Regions from separate parts of the Homo sapiens genome. Here regions 1, 2 and 3 are each linked to region 4. Evidence: chromatin contacts called from ENCODE Hi-C data. All regions are on one chromosome and are shown on one strand. Each heading gives the region's core, a stretch centred on a gene start or an enhancer-like site at or near the end of the contact. The rest is flanking DNA. Distances are from core to core; before and after follow the strand shown. Region 1 overlaps EPC1 (enhancer of polycomb 1). Region 2 has its middle 43 kb from the start of MACORIS. Region 3 holds the start of EPC1 (enhancer of polycomb 1). Region 4 holds the start of MAP3K8 (mitogen-activated protein kinase kinase kinase 8).

The links. Hi-C counts contacts between places; a loop is a spot of excess contacts on that map. Pooled maps may share reads with other maps.
Region 1: a loop to region 4 is called in a map with no recorded cell type, with 6 times the contacts of the local background. The contact joins the enhancer-like site here to the promoter of MAP3K8 in region 4. A Hi-C loop is called at or near these places in 5 of 37 single-sample maps with no recorded cell type and 3 of 50 pooled maps.
Region 2: a loop to region 4 is called in a pooled map, with 5 times the contacts of the local background. The contact joins the enhancer-like site here to the promoter of MAP3K8 in region 4. A Hi-C loop is called at or near these places in 4 of 50 pooled maps.
Region 3: a loop to region 4 is called in a map of B cell, with 4 times the contacts of the local background. The contact joins the promoter of EPC1 here to the promoter of MAP3K8 in region 4. A Hi-C loop is called at or near these places in 1 of 168 maps with a recorded cell type or tissue (B cell), 3 of 37 single-sample maps with no recorded cell type and 12 of 50 pooled maps.

What each region holds. Positions count from the first base shown.
Region 1 is chr10:32,317,392-32,320,091 of GRCh38, forward strand. The region is part of intron 1 of EPC1 (enhancer of polycomb 1); the gene reads right to left. Among named protein-coding and RNA genes, the nearest start is that of EPC1, 28 kb to the right of the region's middle. RefSeq lists an enhancer at 428-487. Within about 2 kb of position 1,305, at least 9 of the 41 ENCODE cell types and tissues checked have a DNase peak (open chromatin) inside an H3K27ac peak, as active enhancers do.
Region 2 is chr10:31,748,973-31,751,672 of GRCh38, forward strand. No RefSeq gene overlaps it. Among named protein-coding and RNA genes, the nearest start is that of MACORIS, 43 kb to the left of the region's middle. Within about 2 kb of position 1,444, at least 19 of the 41 ENCODE cell types and tissues checked have a DNase peak (open chromatin) inside an H3K27ac peak, as active enhancers do.
Region 3 is chr10:32,345,839-32,348,538 of GRCh38, forward strand. EPC1 (enhancer of polycomb 1) reads right to left here and starts at 1,320. Exons shown (of 14, transcript NM_001272004.3): 1 at 925-1,320. The coding sequence starts at 1,077. It overlaps EPC1-AS1 (EPC1 antisense RNA 1), which reads left to right and starts at 1,526. Exons shown (of 2, transcript NR_104163.1): 1 at 1,526-1,637. RefSeq lists silencers at 351-630, 1,301-1,770, 1,781-1,910 and enhancers at 851-950, 971-1,030.
Region 4 is chr10:30,432,813-30,435,512 of GRCh38, forward strand. MAP3K8 (mitogen-activated protein kinase kinase kinase 8) reads left to right here and starts at 1,372. Exons shown (of 9, transcript NM_005204.4): 1 at 1,372-1,566. RefSeq lists enhancers at 1-240, 912-1,051, 1,772-1,871, 2,162-2,211, 2,336-2,700 and a silencer at 1,092-1,331.

The sequences.
Region 1 (2,700 bases), core at 55-2,554, 1.9 Mb after region 4:
AGCACTTTGGGATGCTGAGGCAGGTGGATCACTTGAGGTCAGGAGTTCGAGATCAGCCTGACCAACATAGGGAAACCCTGTCTCTACTAAAAATAAAAAAATTAGCCGGGTGTGGTGGCACATGGCTGTAATCCCAACTACTTGGGAGGCTGAGGAAGGAGACTTGCTTGAGCCTGGGAGGTGGAGGTTGTAGTGAGCCAAGATCGTGCCACTGCACTCCAGCCTGGGTGACAGAGCAAGACTCTGTCTCAAAAAAAGAAAAGAAAAAATTAAAATGAACACATTTTACTTTTGTATCTGAAATACTTGTGGTAATAGTTTAAGGACAGATAGTATCTGGCAAGGAAAAGAGCAATTTAATATCTATTATATTTCACAAGAAATAAATGATACAAGGTTATTACTCTCTACCTATCCTCTTGCTTAAAGCTCAGTAATCAATTTCTAGAATACAAAAAGGAAGACCTTTACAGATAAAATAGTCCAGTTCTGTTATTTCTCTTCAGTGTGAAACATTTGCCAATTTACTACTTTCCTTATAAAATCAACAGGATGTAAAGTCAAGTGACTGAGTAGCACAATAACAGGTGGCCCAGACATGAAGTTTCATTCTGATTCTGTCCTCTCATGTCCTTATTTGTACCCCTAGCATCCGTTTAGGCTTAGGTCGTTTATGCTGTACATATTAAGAGCCTACATGCCCAGTGTGATGTGTGACAATGTAAGCGGGAAGGGAATAAAATTAGAGTCTCTTTCTACGCTTAGAAAAGCCGCAATCTAATTGAATCATTTCCCCAAAATTAAATTTTAAAAGGCTCTCCCAAACTGTTATTTTTTGTTGTAATCTTTATGCTGATGATTTCTATGCCTCCAAAACAGCCCCGAGAGCAGTAAAATACAGATACAAATGTGTCTGTTTTTTTCTAAAATGCCCTACAGCAGCAGCAATGAACTAATTTAAATCTGTCTAAAAGTGCTTATATAATCAATAACACAAACTAAATCTGTCCCACTGCTTAGTCCTTAGCCCTTGTATATACGCACCCTTGCAATTTCATCCAGTATCATGGCTTCAACTACCATTTGGATGCTGGTGATTATTCTAAATCTTAACTTCTAGCTCAGAATTCTGAACTCTAGACATGTATATAAAGACCTTACTATATGTTCCACAGACATCTCTCACATAACATCGACACCCCTGCTCCATGACTCTCCAAATCTGTTCCTCCTCCTGACCTACGTCAGCAAGTTTCACTGTCATCTATCCAGTCACCCAAGTCAGAAGCCTCAATGTTTCCAGCTCCCTTTTGCTTCTTATTTCCCCATTTCCAAATCAGGCACAGATTTCTCATTGGTTTTATGACTAGAAATTACTCAATACTCTCCATCCCACGGCCACAGTTCGTGCAGCAAGTGGCCTTCTAACCTCTAGTATTACATTACTCTCCACTGGTCTTTCTAAGAGTTTGACCAAGTCAACTCTCACACTTCATCTTTGGGTCTTTATTTGCCTCCCTGGTGAAATTCAAACTTGCCTTGGGAAACAGGTCCTCATGACCTAGCTCTAGCTAATTCCTCCAGTTCAACACCTGACCACTTTCTCCCCTGAATTTCCTAATCCACCTAGAATAAGCATCTAATAGAACTTTCTAGTAACATCTATATGTACTGTTCCCTGCCTCTAACTCCATCTATAACTCTTCTCCCTTCTTTATAATTCTACTAGGATGTCTACCCCGCTTTTGGAAAGTCTTCCACAATGATTATGTAATACTATGGTAACATAAAAAACAGGCAGAAGTGACTTAAAAATGCCTATCTCCATAAAGATTCAACTGAAGTCTTTACAAAGTTGAAAACTGAGCAAGTCAGAATCTGGAAAAAAATTCTTGATAGAGATTCCATGACCCCTGAACAACCTGCCTCACACATACTGGAAGTGGCAGAAGATAAGAAAGTAACAAGAAGGATGTAGATTCCCCACAGATTGCTTATTTGTTGTAAGGGAAATATAGTAACTATACTGTGGAGAAACTGGACCATACTTTCACCAGATGGTGAAAATTACCATTACCAGTGAGGTGCAGATGCATCTGTGTGCCTCCAGATGTGATGTCATGGGGACACGATATCCCTTATGTGACATTTCAGCTGGAAATGCAAAACTTCAATATGAGAAAACATCAGACAAACCTAAAATGGGGTCACTCTATTAAAAAAAGTCAAAACTGTATTCTTCAAAAATGTCTACGTCATAAAAGATGAAAACATCTATGAAAAGATGTATATTTTTTTCTTTGAGACAGAGTCTTGCTCTGTCACCTGGGCTGGAAGTGCAGTGGCGCAATCTCGGCTCACTGCAACCCCCACCTCCTGGGTTCAAGCGACTCTCCTGCCTCAGCTCCCGAGTAGTTGGGGTTTACAGGCGCATACCACCAAACCTGGCTAATTTTTTTGTATTTTTAGTAGAGACAGAGTTTCACCATTTTGGCCAGGCTGGTCTCGAACTCCTGACCTCAGGTTATCTGCCCACCTTGGCCTCCCAAAGTGCTGGGATTACAGGTGTGAGCCACCGTGCCCAGCCGACATCCATGAAACTATTTAGGGGTAAAGTGCCACGATGTAGGCAACTTAAATGGTTTGGGAAAAACATATGTGTGTACATATGAGAAAGAGAATAAAGCAAATAGGGCAAAG
Region 2 (2,700 bases), core at 194-2,693, 1.3 Mb after region 4:
CTTAAAGAAGAGAAGGCTTAATTCGCCTTAAAATAGCTGAAGATTTTTGAGAAGCAAGGTTATTGGTCATCCTGCACCTCAGAGAAATAGAAGTAAATAATCTTAAAACAGATTTCAGCAAGATATCAGAAAGACTGGATAAAGGTGTGAGTCACAAGTTCTGGGGACATTCAGGTGGAGAATTAGGATATTTTGACTAGGCCAGGATTTTTCTAACATCATAATTTTTATTATCTCATGAGTAATGAGTTCGATTTTATTTATAATGACAATAGTTTAAGTCTGTAATGCCTTAGAGCTCTCCTGGAGGGGCACTTTGACAGCATTTGCCTCCGCTTGGAGCCCTGCTTTTGAACTGGTACTGCCAGGGGGAGATCGATGCTCACAGGCTGCCCCGAGGCAGCAGGTGGGCGGGCTGTGGCCTACAGCCCCTCTGCTCCCCGGGGCCGTGCCAGGCCAGGCCTGAGGATGCCGGCTGTCAACAGTCACCATGGTGACCTCATAGCCAGCAGCTGCTCTCCCCACTGCGGTGAAGGTGTCTGAATGGCTTCTGAGGCGGGTCCAAGGGCGGTGGGCAGTCCCAGATAAGGCCCGAAGCTGGGGAAGGTCCTGGCCACTTATTTAGCTGAACCCATCACCTCTCCTAGGGCTCCCAGCAGAAGTCGGGGCTCGCTTCAGGGGAGGTTTTGCCAGAATAGTCTGAGAAATGTCTCCTGGCATTTATGCTCCTCTGCTGACGTCCCCTTGCCCTGGGAAAGTCTGTGATGCCTGGAAAAGAGACCACAGTGGGAGACCATTTTTCCAAGGGAAAACTGATTTATGTGAATCCCAGGTTCAGGGCAAGACTCTATCCCATCAGCCTGATGTTTTGTTCATTTTTGAGCTGTCAATAGGAAATCTGGACACTCCAGACCTGAATCTAGAAGCGGCTTCTGCTCTTTGTCCCAAAAACCTGCAGCTCCTTGAGCAGCCCCTTTTCCCTAACACCCCTGGCACCCAGCCCTGCACACCCAGCCCCTCCACCACAAGCTCCACGGCCGGCACCCCCTGCCTGGCACCTGGCGCCTGGCACACACACAGCAGGGCCGGGCCAGTGCCCGCGGGAGCCTAACAGCTGGCAGGCCACCTCTCAGCCCGGCTGGGCTTCAGGGGAGAGGGGAGGCCGGTCTGGGGAGGGGAGTCTCAATGGAGACTCCAGCAAGACATCTGCTGCCCTGGCCACGAGATCTGAAGGGCGGATGCAAGAAGAGACAGAGCGGGGGTGGCAGGACAGCCCCTACCCTGCAGCTTTGCCAAGCACTGGCTCCCACTCTCAGAGGTGGCCATAGCCTGTCCCTTTTAACGCCTGTCTCCTCTCCCCTCCCCCTGTCAGCTGGCGTCTCAGGAAAGAAGTATCACAAGCAAACTGCCACGGAAAAACAAAGCTGTCTGCTGGCCGCCAGCCAGGCTTGCACTGCCGCCCCTGCAGCCAGTCCAGGCTCCCCCACTGAACCCCACTCCGGGCCTACAGGCCCTTCCCTGACATGTGGACCCCCGGCCCTGGGCAGCCGCTGGGCCCCGGCCAGCTCAGGGGAGGACACCTCCCTGCTTCTCCAGCCTCCTCTGACGCCCCCATCCAATGCTGGGAGGATGGAAAGGTTGAAGCTCTGTAGGCCCAGTGCCCGCCTCGGGGAGGGAGGTACTGATGAGCAAGGGGACTCGCCTTCTCACTAAATTATGAGCCTGGAGCCTCCCGGGCGGCTCCTGTAGAAGCAGCCCTTCCGCCCCATCTGCTTTTCTCTTCTCTGGGCCATTGCTCCTTTCAATCCTATGAGCTAAGGAAATTGGTGTTAGGGTGATGGGCTGTCTCAAGGATCCAACGCTATTTCTGGGAGCCTGGTTAGAAGAAAGAAAGAAAGAAACTGTAAGGCCAGGTGCGGGTGCAGTGGCTCATGCCTGTAATCCCAGCACTTTGGGAGGCTAAGGTGGGAGGATCACTCGAGGCCAGGAGCTAGAGACCAGCCTGGACAACGTAGGGAGACTCTATCTCTATTAAAAAAAAACACACAAAAAAAACAAAAAACACATTAGCCAGATGTGGTGGTGCACACCTGTAGTCCCAGCTCAGGAGGCTGAGGTGGGAGGATCCGTTGAGCCCAAGAGTTCCAGACTGCAGTGAGCAGTGATTGCACCACTGCACTCCAGCCTGGATGGCACAGCAACATCTTGTCTCTAGAATGAAAAGAAAAAAAGAAACTGTCATCACCCCATGATTAGCATAAGGATTTAAAAATAAACTAGCAGTTCTGGCTCTTGGCCTTGCAGAACAGTTTATAAGCTGACTGAGGGGGTCCAAACATTTATGTCACCCATGACTCTCAGGCAATCTGGGATTTTCTTTTCTCCAGGAACGCTGCTGATTGTGTCCAGGATATGAAAGCAGTGATCTTAGGGAAGCTGGGCAGGGGGACAGGCAGCACCAAAAGTGACCTCTAGGCCCAGTAATGGAGGGGACTTTATCCCTGGTGACTAGTGGAGCCGCGTCATGTCTATAAGAACGTACTGCTGGCCTAAGCAGTCCAAGGATGCTCCTTTGGGAAGTCCCCAAGTCAGAGTACAATCACAGGGTGACAAGAGGGTCATTGGCCCTGACTTACATCCTCCCCACTGTCAGCAGCATGGGCTGTCTTCCTGCGGTTTGTACTCACTGTCTGCCCACTT
Region 3 (2,700 bases), core at 70-2,569, 1.9 Mb after region 4:
AGATCTATAAAAGTTACTTAAATTGGGTCTTTTCTCCCCCTATGTTGAGATACCAGAGAGCAGGAGAACTTAAATTTATTTTACAAATAGGTAAGGTTACAGGCTTCAGAAGAGAGAGGTACTCCAAACAAATCTGCAAGATATTCGCAAGGATCACAGAAAAAGTCAGGGATAGTGGTTTATTATCCTCCGACCAACTAGCTCTGGAGAGGGATGGATACAAACGTCCCAGAAAGAGGACACTGAAAGTAAGTCTTATCTTCTAGAAAAGTAAGTCGTCCGGGCAAACACGCTGCACCCTCGACATTTCCTTGCAGAGGGGGAGAAAAGCCTCATAGAGCAGCAGGCGACATGACATGCCCGTCTGAGGCTCCACGTGGGGGCTGCACTGAGCCCAACAAGCTTCCCAGACCATGGGGCAATCAAATTCCCCGACTGTGCACAGAACCTGCGCTCCCGGCCCGGGCAGCGGCGCGCAGGCCGCAGTGGCCCTGGAGCGCCACCCAGCGGCCCACGGAGAGGCCTGTAGGCGGGTCCTCCACGGCTCCCGACTCGCCGCACCCCCACAGCCACCCAGCCCGTTCCCCTCTCCGGATGCACAAGGCCCAACCCAAGAACTAAGACACAAAATGGCTGCCGGCAGCTTCGTCACGTGACCCCTTTGTGCCTTTCGGGCCCCCGAACTCCGCGGGACCCGGGTACAAGTGGCCAGGGTCAGCGGGTGGCCTTAGAAGGGGCCCCGCTGGGCCGCGGCGGCCGGGGGTCGAGGCTGGGGGAGGCGGGGTATAGGCCCGGCCGGCGACTGAGAGTCGGCGGCGAAGAGAAGATGGCGGCCATTTTGTGTGGGTTTGCTGCTCCGCCGCCGCCGCAGGCAGCAGAGGGAGCGGGCCTGACGGTGGGTCGGACAGGGGAGTTAACACGTACCGACTCCTCTTCCTTCTCCATTCCGGTGGGCATCTGCGGCACGGCCCTGTTTATCGAGGCGTATTCGTGCAGGTCGGGCAGATCCTCACAGCGGAAAACCGGCAGCGGCTTCGAGGCGTCTAGCGCCCGCGCCCGAAACGACAGTTTACTCATCTCAGGCGCAGCAGATACCTCTCCGCTCTGGGGAAACGGCCCCGGCCAGCGGGATCATGGAGAACCGGGGGTTCGGTCCCCACTCGCCAACCGCTGCCGGGGACTTGAGGGGCGGAGCGCAGAGCCCGCCGTCCGGGCACTAACACCAGCCGGGAGGGTGGGAGGCTGTGCCGCTCCGCTCCTCTCTCGCTCGCTCTCTTCAATACGCCATGGCCAACATGGCGGACATTAAAACTCCACTGTGCGCTCTTCAGCCAACCCCAGCCATTCCCCACACTGCATCGCGCAGCGGCGCGGGCACGCGGGCGGGGGGAGGGAGCGCGGGCTCGAGGCCGGCGCCGGCACGAAGCGCGCGTCCCGCCAACCCCCGGCACCCGCCGGCCTCGCTTCCCGCGCCTCGCTGCTCCGGGCCCCCGCCCTTCGCGGGTCCGGGGGCGGACAGGGCGGACTGGGCGCTCGGACACCGGGCGCCGGCTCTTGGGTCGTGCTCTCCTGCAGCGCACACGCTCACTTTCTCACGCTCGCTCCCTCCCGGCGCCGCTTTCTGACGGGCGAACAAGGTGCGGGAAAACTCTCTCCACCAGCACGCCGCCGTTTGGAAAGGCAGCTGGGGAGAGTGGCAGGCGGGGCTCGGGCCCCGGGCACCTGGGGCTCGGAGGGCTCGGACCTCTGGGGTGCTCGCCAGCGGCTGCCCCGGGGCCACGGCCGCCCCCACGGGGCTTCGGAGGGGCGCTCCAGAGGCGCCGCGCGCCGCCGTCTGCCGCGGGGGGCGAACGCACAGCCTAGTTCCCGCGGCGCCTTAGGTCTTTACGATAAAAATACAAACTGAATTAGGGGCAGATGCTACTTTGAGTAAACTTTTATCAGCAGTTATTTTTATGTCCTAATGCAACTTTGGATTATAATGTTTTATAGGCACCGCATCAAGTCATTGATCCGTTTCCCACGCATTGGGCTTAATATAAATGATAGGTATCCTATTCTACAAAGTAGATTTTTTTAAATCCTGCATTTTCATCTACACATATTTACTTTTTAAATAGTAACTGAAGCAAAGGAAATTATTACCCACCACTATAACATTTAAAAGCAAGATCTACTTCAGAATTTAAAGCCAGTTCTTTATATCTAGCTCATGATTCTGTACTCAAAGAGACTGCGGCTTCATCATAGCCGTGGGTTCACACTTTCATCATTTGTCCTCTGAAAAACTTTGTAACATTGAATCATATAAAGACCTGTCGTACTCCCGCCAAACAAAAAGCTGAATTATTAGATTTAGATGGATATGATAGATGGGTGGCATCGGTTTATATTACACATGAAAATGGGTATCCTGAGATCTCTTCGTTGTTGTTGTTGTTAATAGGGAAGATTGTTGGGGTGGGTTTAATAAATTGGCAGCCAAATTTCAATTCGAGTTTCAATTTGTATCTTAGTGCACAATTTTGTATCTTGTGCAACAAGATACAAAAAGATACAAAAATGTTTTGAGTTGCTTTTCTCCCTGGGAACTACGTAGTAAAAGTAATCACGCTCCTTAAATACTGGGCTTGATATGAGCTGTCACTAGCTTAGGGCACACAGGCAAACTGCTAGCCTCCAGGCTGGTTTAGCCAGCTC
Region 4 (2,700 bases), core at 122-2,621:
GCGCTGGGATTACAGGCGTGCGCAACCGCGCGGAGGCAATCTAGAAACTGCAGAGGGAGCACGGACCTGGGCACTGGGAAGAATAGGGCGTGGACTTGGAGTGTGACCGCGTTTGAATCTGGGTTGTGCCTGGGACACCCCACCTCCTGGGCCGTAGGTGGGGGGGGAGAGAGAGAGAGAGAGAGAGAGAGAGAGAGGATGTCGACCTTACATGGCTCCTAGCTCTCCGCGCTCTAGCCGAATGCCTGGTTCCTAGTGGGTGCTTGATACGTGGGAAATGTAGGGGGAGGGGGTGGCGGGGCATTGGGAATGTCCCGCAGAGTGGATTTCGGGAGAGTGGCGCTTTTCTCTAGAACTCTCTTCCGGTTACACCTGGAGTAAAAGCTTGACACTCTAGAAGGAAAACCCCAGATGAGCAGCTAGGACTGAGGGTTAGCGGTAGGCGGGAGCGGGGAGATAGTACAAGTACGCTTCCTAATGAGGCGGTGCCGCAAAATAACCAATTTTAATAAAGACTGCAGAGAAGAAAACCAGGTTCTGCTGGCGGAGTGCACAGGCTCCCAGCCGAGCGCCCAACAACCAGGTTCCGGGCCCACCCTGCCGCAGCCTCTTGGAAATCTCTAAGTTGGAATGTGTGCGTGCGCACCACGGGTCACTGCCCTCTTTGTGTGTGAATTTGAAGCGAAATCTGGGCGAGGCGGGGCCGTGCTACTAGCAATCGGACCCACAGTCGCGGTTCCAAGAAGCCCCGAAGCTTCCCCGGCTTCCCGCAGCACTGCTGGGAGGGCACACGGCGCCTCTGTCCCCACCCCAGAGCGTGGGGCGCGCGGAAAAAGGTCTGGTGACTGCCCTCCCCGCCGCCCCCCGGGAGCGTGCCCTCCCGCCGGACCCTGGGACTCCAGAGAAGCGCCGAGGGCGCGAGTACACTAAGATATACGACCTTCCCTGGGGACCGGGAAGGGCACAACCACCTCTTGCAACTCCGCCACTAAGACGCCTTGGGTCACCAGGCCCGGGGGAAAACTCGTCCCCGTCCCAGGCTCTCGATTCGGGCCGCAGCTCACGTCCCGCGCTCCTCCCTGCGCGCCGCTCTGCTCCTCCCTAGTCCCGCCTCCAGCTCCGCCCGGGCGCCCAGAGGGCAAATGAGGGGCGGCGGGGTGGCGGGTGGGGGGGAGACGCGGAATTTCCCAGCGCGGGGGCTCTGGCTTACCCTGCAACCGGGCAGTCTCTTTCTGTTTACGGAGAGAAAGGGGAAATGGAAAAGTCGGGGAGGCGGTGGCTGGCGTCCGCTGCGCCGCCCCTGGGCAGGCTCAGACGCCGTGAGTCAGGGGCAGAGCAGGGCGGTCTGAGCGTGCGGGCGACGCGGGTCTCACTCGTCCGCTCCGCTCTGGACTGCGCGCCACGCTCTGGGGTCCGGCGCCCTGGTTCCTGCTTCTGCCGCTGCCGCCGCCGGATCCCAGTGGCCCGGCGTGCTCGGCTCCCACAGGCCTGCAGCCAGCATCGCACCGAACCTTCGGGGGGCCGCGGCTGGAGCGCTCGGCCGGCGTGGGAGCGCCAAGGCCGCAGGTAATCCAGGGTTGGGGGTCTCCGGCGTGTCTTTCGGGTCGCGTCCCGCCTGGGTGCCCCGGGGATTCCCATGCAGAAATGGAGGGTGCCCCCAGCAGAGGGGAAAACTCTGGCGTGGGAAGAGGTGGGGGCGTGCCCACAGCTGCGCTCGCGGGTCGCCGGCTGCACCAGGCACAGCTGGAAAGCACCTTGCGCAAGGGTCTCACGGGGTGCAGACTCGCGACTCCTCCCCCTTCCTCCTCCTTCCCGTATCCGCAGCGCCAGGGCAGTGCTGGTCTGGGCAGTGCGCGGGGAAGCGGGGACCCGCTGTCACTGCGCCTCCCGCTGCCGACGCCGCCTGGACGGCCGCACTCTCCCTGCCCGAGACCCGGTGAGTGCAGCTCGGAGGCTGGAGGACCCGATCCTCCCAAATGCTGGGTGCTTTGATAATTTATAAGCCTTTTAGGCTCCCTTGACTTAGAGAACCAGGAGGAAAGGAGTGGGAGTGTGGGTTGGCGGAGCCCAGAGACTTGTGAATGGCTGGAACTAAATTCAAGTTTGTAACCCGGACTCTATCCCATGACTAAAGAGGTCATAGCAGAACACGAAGGCTGGGCTTTTGGTCTAAGAAAGAATACTAGGAGAAAAAAAAAGTTATTTTCACGGAAGTTGTTTTCGAGCGATAGTGCATGATCAGGACTCTGAAATTTTTCTAGCTCTGGGCGGAGAAGGACGCCTAGGGATTGTCTCCATAGTTAACAGGGGAAGGCCACCGGCTGCCTGTAAGAGAGAAACGTTGCGATGCTTGTCTATTTCACTTTTGGGAAGACAAGATTAAAGGCTGCTCTTGATAAAAAACAGGGACAGAAAGGCTCTTGCAGTTGCTTTACATACCTGTGGCCTGAGTCGTTTGTGCCAAGGAGAGTGTAATCCACTTCCAGCTGACGCCCCCAGCTCTCTGCGACGGATTGAGGTTTGTGTGCAGGACGTCTGGCATACGGCCCATGAGGACTTTGTCGTGTAAAGCAAATGGGAACGTTGAGGCATGTAGAGGTTTTGAAGCAGAGTGTCGGTCCTTCCTTCCATACGCCTGAAACGCATAATCCGGGGCTTTTTGAGAGCAAAAACATAGTCAGAAATGTGCCCTGAGGGAGA